Regions from separate parts of the Homo sapiens genome. Here region 1 is linked to region 2. The links are chromatin contacts, found by Hi-C or POLR2A ChIA-PET in ENCODE. All regions are on one chromosome and are shown on one strand. The core of a region is the stretch at or near the end of the contact, and the rest is flanking DNA. Distances in the headings are between cores, read along the strand shown.

What was found. Hi-C counts contacts between places; a loop is a spot of excess contacts on that map. ChIA-PET counts read pairs that join two places held with the same protein, here RNA polymerase II (POLR2A). Pooled maps may share reads with other maps.
Region 1: a loop to region 2 is called in a map of CD14-positive monocyte, with 3 times the contacts of the local background. The contact joins two enhancer-like sites. A Hi-C loop is called at or near these places in 13 of 168 maps with a recorded cell type or tissue (CD14-positive monocyte, CD8-positive, alpha-beta T cell, MCF 10A and 9 more) and 13 of 50 pooled maps. POLR2A ChIA-PET finds 5 or more read pairs at or near these places in 13 of 52 experiments (CD4-positive, alpha-beta memory T cell, H1, IMR-90 and 8 more).

The regions. Positions count from the first base shown.
Region 1 is chr2:160,400,709-160,405,474 of GRCh38, reverse strand. The region is part of intron 1 of RBMS1 (RNA binding motif single stranded interacting protein 1); the gene reads left to right. Among named protein-coding and RNA genes, the nearest start is that of MIR4785, 4.8 kb to the left of the region's middle. Within about 2 kb of position 2,019, at least 8 of the 41 ENCODE cell types and tissues checked have a DNase peak (open chromatin) inside an H3K27ac peak, as active enhancers do; they include CD14-positive monocyte, PC-9 and mammary epithelial cell, where a contact is called at or near this core.
Region 2 is chr2:160,349,092-160,353,660 of GRCh38, reverse strand. The region is part of intron 2 of RBMS1 (RNA binding motif single stranded interacting protein 1); the gene reads left to right. Among named protein-coding and RNA genes, the nearest start is that of MIR4785, 57 kb to the left of the region's middle. Within about 2 kb of position 1,605, at least 5 of the 41 ENCODE cell types and tissues checked have a DNase peak (open chromatin) inside an H3K27ac peak, as active enhancers do; they include CD14-positive monocyte, PC-9 and mammary epithelial cell, where a contact is called at or near this core.

The DNA.
Region 1 (4,766 bases), core at 770-3,269, 51 kb before region 2:
GTGATCTCATCCTGGCTTAGCCTAAATGGGAAGTCTAATTAATGCTTTTTATAAGATTTTGTGATGTTAAGCTTCAACCTTGCAGTTCATATTAGTTTGTTCATTTTGATGAAAGAATTGGCAGATTTTAGGTATATGATGCAGTTTGATTTTAGTCTAGAAATACATAATCAGCTGTTAGAGCTGATCTCAGCTAATTTGCCAGAAAAAAAAAAAATGGAATGTAAGGAATACTTTACAGTCACCTTTGGAAAAAACACCGTAATGGTTTGGAATCACACTTGCATTATACATACATAGTAGTAGTAGCTAACTTTCATTGAGTACTTCACTACCTGCTGATTGCTGTTCTGAATGTTTTTGGCAGATTAACTCATTTAGTCATCTTAAAAGCCCTGTGAGGCAGGCAATATTTGTATATCCATTTTACAATTAAGAACACTGAGGCATAGATTAAGCAAATTGCCCAAAGTCTATTCAACTCAAAGTGCAGAGCCAGGATTTGAACCCTGACAATCACTCCCTTCCAAGCCACCACACTACGGCTGCCTGCCTACATGTACTGCTCAATAGCAACCCATAGAGAACTTATCTGCATCATAGCCCATCACCCTTCTAATCTCAGAAGTCCAGTTTAGGGATTCCTCCCACCTTTTTGGGGAGGGAGAACTTGTGAGCTAGGAGGTGAATGATGAAGCAAATGGATGATACAGATGGTAAGTTTGTGATGTTTGGAAGCAGCATTGATATAAAAATGTGGCTGTACTGAATGATTGTACAACTCTTAAAGCTTTCTACATTTTACATATACAGTCATCTCTCAGCATCCGAGGAAGATTGGTTCCAGGATGGCTCAAGGTCCTGATATAAAATTGCGTAGTATTTGTATATAACCTATGTACATCTTCTCGTATTCTTTAATCTCTAGATTACTTATAATACCTGATACTATGTAGATGCTATGTAAATAATTGTTATACTGTATTATTTTCAAATTGTTTTATTGCTATTTTTATTGCTTTTCCCTGAAATATTTTTAATCCACAGTAGGCGGATGCAGAACCTCTTTATACGGAGGGTCGACTGTGTAGGAGTGAGCTAGTTTCAGTTAAAGCAGCGGTGGTTGGTACTCATCTCTCACCTGCCCCCACGTAGTGTAGCTAGGGCATCAGGGAGTACTGATCTCTGGCATCATCTGGGATCAACAGGATTTTCCTGCCTCACAGGCCTGTGAGCACATTAGAAATACACCTGCTCAGCTCAAGTCAAAGTGAGAAGCTTTTGAATGGAGTGATAACCGAGTAGGCAGTATCTAAATAAAGATGATTGGTTCAAGTCTCAGTGGACAAATGTGTACGTTCTATTACTGTTGACTGTGACTTTGAAGTATATGGTGTTCATTAAGCAAATCCAATCTGATCGTATGAAAAGAGCACCCCAAAAACCAAAATGAAACCATTTATCAGGACTTTTGTAGCTATGAAAATATTTTAGTGTGTTTTGAAACAAAAAAAGTGATTTATACTCAAAGGCTTTTAGATATAGAAAATTGGTATTTTCATTTTTCCTTTGTGTTGTTTCTTGAATTCTTTTATTAGCTACTCCTCTTCCTGTTTCCTTCCATTTTGGAACTGCTTTCTTGAGGTAGCTAAGTTACAAACCAACCATACTTTGGTTTCTGCACATCGTGGCATGTAGGAAGGCCTTTTTTGCTAAGCAGTATGTTGTCCTAGTGGTTTCCAGTAGGGTTTTGGAGGTAGGGGAGTGAATGCAAAATTTTTCTGCATGTGTGTATGTGTGTGTTTATATCTGTGTGTGTTTAATGGTCTTGCCCTCCAATAGTTGTACTTGTTAAATGTTGCTAACTTTTGATGAGGGAAGTACTTATCTTCCCAGTTTAAGTAGATTTACATAGTTTACTGCCTTCTTCAAGATTAACTGGGTGTAGCTGCACGTGAGGAATTCAACAGTGATTCAGTGTTTGGCCTTGTTTAGAGGATGACATACAAAGCTGTTGATTAATCCTCTTCAGGCAGTTTCTGTTCACAGCAATTTGTGTTTAGTAGATTGGGTTTTGTTAAAGTTTGAAGATTAAACTTGTGCATAGAAGATATTTAAATGAACACTGCCTGAAACAGTCCCAATTTGTTGTTGTTTTAAAGAAAGTAAACGTCTTCAAGCTACAGAGATTGGAGGTTTAGTGGAGAGTAGCAGAAAGGTAAATTGGTATGTATAAGTAAGGTATTGGCCCATTTTTATGTTATGTTATCTCTGTGTATTTGTGGTCAGGTAGGATCTATGAGTCATGATGATGATATTTTAAAATCTACCCATACATAGCCATTTGAAAACTGTACAATTCATCGTGATTGTCCACTTTTTCTACTAGGGACCGTTTTGGCATCTCATTACATGTTCCATAGTTCACTTCAGGTTTTGAACATACTTCTAGTTTTTTACTTTTCCTTATTTTTAGAGATTACTGTCAACTGGGCTCACCATATATTAGTACTTTTATTTTTGAGACCTTTCTTAGGAGGGTAAGAGTCTATCTGATCCAGGTTTCTGAGAATATATTTATAAAGTACTCACCCAATAAATAAATATTTTAAGGATGTATAAACCTCAGTCATATTTAATCTTCATAGCATCCATATAGAGAAGGTCTGGAGTTTTGAGGCAGTGACATCTTAAGTGGCCTACATGGTGAAAGCTAGGTCCCTGGAGTCAAGGGCTGTGTCTGCTACTAGGAAAAAGAAAGCCCGTCAAGAACAGCTGTGGCCTCACTACACTTCCCTTTACTTGGCCTCCCAAAGACATGTGGCCCACAGTGTCCAGATTTCAGATGTGGGAATTGTAGCTCTTGAATGTATTAGTGTTTTTTTGTTTGTTTTATAAAGGCTTTCACAGATGACATACTAGACACTGAGTTAAATTTGAATTTCAGATAAACAGTGAATAATTTTTTAGTATAAGTATGTCCCAGATTTTCATCACACTGCATTTTTGAATTTGCTAAATCTAGCAGCCCTCTCTCAGGGAAATCCAATTCGCTTTTTAAAACTCATTATAAAAAAAATCATGATAATAAGACATACTATTACTTTTTCCACTGAAAAGTTTGCCCCTTAGCATATTCCTTAGGCCCTGATAACGCACGTTTCACATTTTACCTCCTTGAACCATTTGGTCCATGCTTCCGCCTGCACTCTACCTAATTGAAAGACTATGGCTTAAGTTGTGGCTCTACCATTTGCATGCTTTTTCACTTAACCTCCCTAAGTCTGAGTTTCTGCTAAGTAAAGATAATAGTGCCCACTTCACAGGGTAGTTGTTAATCCTTCTAAGGTGCTATTATTAATGTCCCCACAGAGCAAGCAACAGCGGGTGGTCCTAGGAGACTTCTGTGTGGTCTAGGGAGACCTTGACACAGTCGCCTAAGAATGGACCGTGTTTACAGCCTCTAAGAATGGACTGTGTTTAGAATGAGGGGCAGCCTGAAAAAGGGTAAGGACCTGAGGTTGAAAATGAAATTCTCAACCACATTTTTTTAAAAAAAGAAAGTACCAAGAAGTAGAAAAGTGGATCCCACCATATTTTTAAACAGTTGGTCATGGTTTATGCCCTCGATAGCAGAATTTGCTTCCTCTCTGGGGAAGACTTTCAATCCTTTCTTCTTTATTTCATGCAAATATATTAGGAAGGTAAAAAGAGCATTGATCATTCTTATCAGTGAAAAATGCTACTTTTTAATTTGCTGGAAAACAGGTTTGATTATTAGTATATGCACAATTATTTCCTGAATTCTTTCCTTTGTCTTGTTTGTGTATTTGATTTTCAAAGATATCGTCTTTGCATTACTCAGAAAAATAAACATTTTTTTTGTCCTTGGACATCTGTAGGTGTTTAGTGGGTGTTTGTTTTTAAACTCGCATCTGTACAGAATGCTTTGCTTAACACATTCTAAAATCTTGGTGTAAACTTTAAAATAGTATAGAACACACTGTGAGGAAAGGAAGAAAGCATTTCCTGGAATTAGGATAAGGTGAAAGAATTAAATGGAGCAAATGAAATCCTGGACTAAAATAAAAAATCAATATAACTGTTGGGACTTAACACTTAATATAACGACAGCAGCAGCAAGAAACTTGGTGTTACACAGAACAGTACCCTAATACATAGAAATCTATGTTGGCTCCACTTTATTCATTTAAACATATGGAATTTCATAACAGTGTAATGTAAACTAGAGAAGATTATCTTTTGTTTGTCAATTGTATATGCAATACAATCTCAAAAATGTATTTTTAAAAACTGGAAGGAAATATGCCAAAATATTAACAAATGGCTTCCTCTGCTATAGAATCACAAATGACTGTTTTTTATGATCCTTTACATTTTTTTCAACCATCCAGTCTCTCTTGTCCCCCACAATGAGCATGCAGTCCTTTGGCTATCAAGAAAAAGACAGTGAAAAAACAAAACAAAACGAAACCTAGAAAATTGTATTTTTTAAATGTCTCAAAATTGTGGTGAAATTGCAAAGAATTCATTTTGAGAATTTCAATCACGCATGAAGGTACTGCTTGTTTCTAATGCCTGAGTTTTGAGGGGTGGTCCTTTCCTATTCTTTATGTATTATTTTTGTTTCCTGCAAACTCCTGTCCTACCTTTTTAGAAATCACTTGTTTCTGACAGATACTTTTTAACTTAATAACTTAAAATTTTCCTATTTTTTATACATATTTTAAATATGCCTTCTGTAC
Region 2 (4,569 bases), core at 356-2,855:
GATTTGCCACTTTACTTTTCACAAGTGAATGTTACACTTAACTCTGCTCTTTATCATGAGGATGAAATATCTGTACTTCAGTTTCTTGCCAAAGAACTTAACTTTGTCCTCTCCACTGGGCAGGTCTTGACACAAGCTCTTCGAAGAAATAAGATTTATGAAGAATTGTATGAAGGATTTGGAGTTTCTTTGTTCATCACAGAGCTTCCCAACTTGGCAGACAGAGGAAAGGATAATATTTGTATTATGTTATATTGGCATTGAATTAGATTATGTTGGATTGCCACCTATGGATGAGGCTGGTCATTGCTGGAGGTGACAGGCCCCACCCAGTCTCCAAGGGTTGACAGAATCAGCATCTCCTGACATGTTTAAGAGAACTAGTCCAGCAAGTGTAGTTTTAAAAAAATGTTCAACAAAACTATATACAAAAATATTTATAAGTGGTATTTTTAATTATATGCTTTATAAGTACAAATTTACATTTATAAACTTATCAGGGAGAACAGTGAGACAGTTTTGATAAACTCAAAAATGTGGATAACAGTTGCAGAACAGTATCAGTAACATACCTAATTTATTTCTGTATTTTGTTTTGGTTGTATGACATTTGGAAAATCCTTATGCAGCTGCAAAAGGTTTTAATTTTTAACAAGCTCATTTTGTCTTGATATCCCCTTGAATTAATCTTAATAGAAACTGGAAATAATTTTTTTGCCTCAACATTGAATTCATAATAATACAGCTATTCACGTGCCTCATAATAGATATAAAAGTCAGACCAGAAGCACCCAAAACTTAGCATCAGTACCAGTCAATGATGTCACTTTATCATGATGCAACGCGGTAGGCACTTTAGTATTATACAGCTGTCTATTAGATCATGGTGAGGGTGTGTGCCAACTAGTTGTACCTGCTCTTGGCCTGGCATTTGTTTGAGCATGATGGATGTGTAGGTCATTTGTACAGTTTTATATGAACGGACATGTGCAGACTTGAATTTCCAAAAGAATACCAACGCAGAGTTACAACTTTCCTAATCGGTGACTCACTTATACAAAGAGATAGCAGGAGATACATTTGTCTAGTGTCAGCACTTGAAGCAACTTAATGTAGATGTGGTCATCAGTAAGTTAACATTTGTTGTGCTATATATTTGCCTGCATTTCCTATTATTTGTTTTTGTACTTAAAGGCTAAGAAGTCTTTAAATACAAAATATTCATATGGAAAATTGATGGAACCCCTAAAGTACTTCTTCAGAGCCTAATTTGGTAGCCACTGTTCCAAGGAATGTGCCATTTATCCCTGGATGCAGCAATATTATCAGAAAGCCTTGTGCATTAACCACATAGCTATTTGCCCTTGTAGAATTCCAGTACTTGGGCCCCAGGTGATCCCTTGACCGTGCATTGCACATAGAGTATGGCTTTTAGGAGGAACCACAGGAAGACGCTCCTTCCGGCATTAGAGCTGGGAAAAACAGAACTTCTCTTAAGCCCAGGACCTGGTTTTACTCTAATGAATACTCAATTTCGTAATGTTGTATTTCCCTATGTTCACTACTAAGAAGTTATGAGTCAGCTTTGCATCCAACATTAGCAGCTCTGCAGGATCTCACTTTCAGGTTCATGTGTCTGTGGAAAAACTACTCCTGGGTTGATTTTTTCTTCACTTACCTTGAACTTTATATCTATTTTTGTCTTGTGGTGTTGCATATATTTTTGCCAGCAGCCTCAAACTTTTTGGGGAAAGAGGTAGAAGCAAATGTTTCTCATGCTCTCTGTTTGACTACCCTTAAAATCACAGAAGGAACATTGCTTAGTCACCTTCTTTTTTCAGTTTGTATAGCAATCGTTATTTTTATTATCAAAGTGGCTCACTTGGGAATGCTGATATTTTGGATATCTAATGCATTTCCATTGGAAAGGAGAATCTGGTCCCTTCTCTTAATGGCCCTGCAAAGAAATTAGTGGATGCACAACAGTTTCCTGGACTGTCAGTAAACATTAAAGTCAGCAAATACTCAAAATCATGATTTCTAGCAACTTTTAGCTTGATTGACATCTTTGTTGAAAGTTTTTTAAAATGTGATTTTTCTTATACCCATTCTTGGTAGGAATTTACTTTGGCATTGAATTAATTGCCCCGCCTTTAATTATTTGAAGACAGGAAACATTCAGCAACTTGCCTGGATATGTGTTTCATATGCAGAGGTTTGTATTACCTGTATTTTGCCTGCTTAATAAATCACAATTTAAAAGTATTGGTTCTGACTTTTAAACCTCCTGTGAGGTATGCATCTGCTTCATTCTCTCTTTTTTTTTTATTATTTATTATACTTTAAGTTCTAGGGTACATGTACACAATGTGCAGGTTTGTTACATATGTATATATGTGCCATGTTTGTGTGCTGCACCCATTAACTTGTCATTTACATTAGGTATATCTCCTAATGCTATTCCCTCCCCCCTCCCCCTACCCCACGACAGGCCCCGGTGTGTGGTGTTCCCCTTCCTGTGTCCAAGTGTTCTCATTGTTCAGTTCCCACCTATGAGTGAGAACATGCGGTGTTTGGTTTTTTGTCCTTGAGATAGTTTGCTGAGCATGATGGTTTCCAGCTTCATCCATGTCCCTACAAAGGACATGAACTTATCCTTTTTTATGGCGAATAGGAACACTTTTACACTGTTGGTGGGACTGTAAACTAGTTCAACCATTGTGGAAGACAGTGTGGCGATTCCTCAAGGATCTAGAAATAGAAATACCATTTGACCCAGCCATCCCATTACTGGGTATATACCCAAAGGATTCTAAATCATGCTGCTATAAAGACACATGCACACGTTTGTTTATTGCAGCACTATTCACAATAGCAAAGACTTGGAACCAACCCAAATGTCCAACAATGATAGACTGGATTAAGAAAATGTGGCACATATACACCATGGAATACTATGCAGCCGTCTGCTTCATTCTCTACCTGAGTTCCTGATAAACCTCTTGATAAATTCCCAGCCTTGAGCATGAAGGAACATTCTTCTGGAAGCAGTTCATCATGCCATTGTTGTTCATTCCTTTCTTTTCCTCCTCTCCCCTGCTTTCCTTTCAATGTCTGCCTAACAGTACCAGCGTTTCCTTGGCTTGTGTAGACAGTAATGATATATCTGTTGTGAGTCTTTCTGGATTGCTTTTATTTCTTTACAGGGCTGTTCATTTGTACCTCATTGTTATTACACAGATGTAATGGTTTTTCTGACCTCTGATACTGCTAGACCAAGATGTACTCCATGGGTCCCACCACTGACAAATGTCCAGGGCAGAAGAATTTTAATACCACATTGAGGAGAAATGAGGAGATGCTTCCTAAATGATCTTGGATGGGAGCAGATTAGGCAGTCTTCCATTCTCCACTTGTAATGCTGTTAGTGTTTAAAACTTCCATCAGCAGGGTCCTCGGAGTGCTGCTGCCACACTGACACGGTTGCCAGGCTGTCTTACGATGGCTACAAGACCTTATATTTTCTGCCTCCTCTCCCCATAACTTCTCTGACTTTATCTCCCCTTACTGTCCTCCATCACTTCACTTCAGCCATAGTGGACTCCTTGGTGTTTCTTAAGTGCACCAGGCCTTCCACGTGCCTTACACCAGGTTTTCCTCCTCTGCCTGCACTGCTCCTCCCCTGGATCCTTCTGACTTGTTCCTTCATATCCTTCAGGACCTTGCTCATGTCACCTTCTCCATCAGCTTACTTCAGCCACCCTTTAAAAAATTGTAATCTGCCTCCACTTCACCTGGGCATTCTCAATCTCAACCCCCCTCCACCCCCCCACCCCGCTTTGCTTGTGCTATTGTCATAATACCATCCCCTAACATATTGTATAATTTGCTTATTTTTGCTTATTATAAGCAAAATCAGTAAATATTTTTGAATGAAAGAATAAAATGCTGCTTTATATGGCACAAAGGAAGGCTGGGTATGAGCCCAAATCCCTAATTGCGGAGGCATTTTTATCTTGATAGCCAAACTCATGACCTATTCCTGGGGTACATATTTCTCTCCCTCCCTCCCTTCCTTTCTCTCTCTCTCTCTCTCTCTCTCTCTCTTTCTGTCTCTGAGATGAGCAACTAAAATGTAGTGAATGTGGATTACTCAGTGCTGGGAAAGGCTGTGTTGAAAATGAAGGCTCTAGGATTTGCCACAAGAACAAACTTTATCCTCCCACATGATACATATTCTTCTCTATCATCCTGGATTTTTTTCATCTATTTATTGTTATGTGTATTTCTGTAACACATCAAGTCATTTTTGTAATGAAGCAGGCTACGAATAAATACATCTATTAAGCAGTGGTAAATAATCAGATACTTTTAGCCTCTGGCTCTTCATTGGTGACATCAGCAAATTAAACCAGAGATCAGAAATAAACAAGCAAGTGGCCATGTACCACCTCATTTCCTCTCTCCTGGCAGAATTGCTAATAAATAGATGAGAATACTCTTTCCTACTGTGCCTGGCTGAGCCTCGGAATCTTTCCCTATACAATACAACCACTAGTAACTCATCAG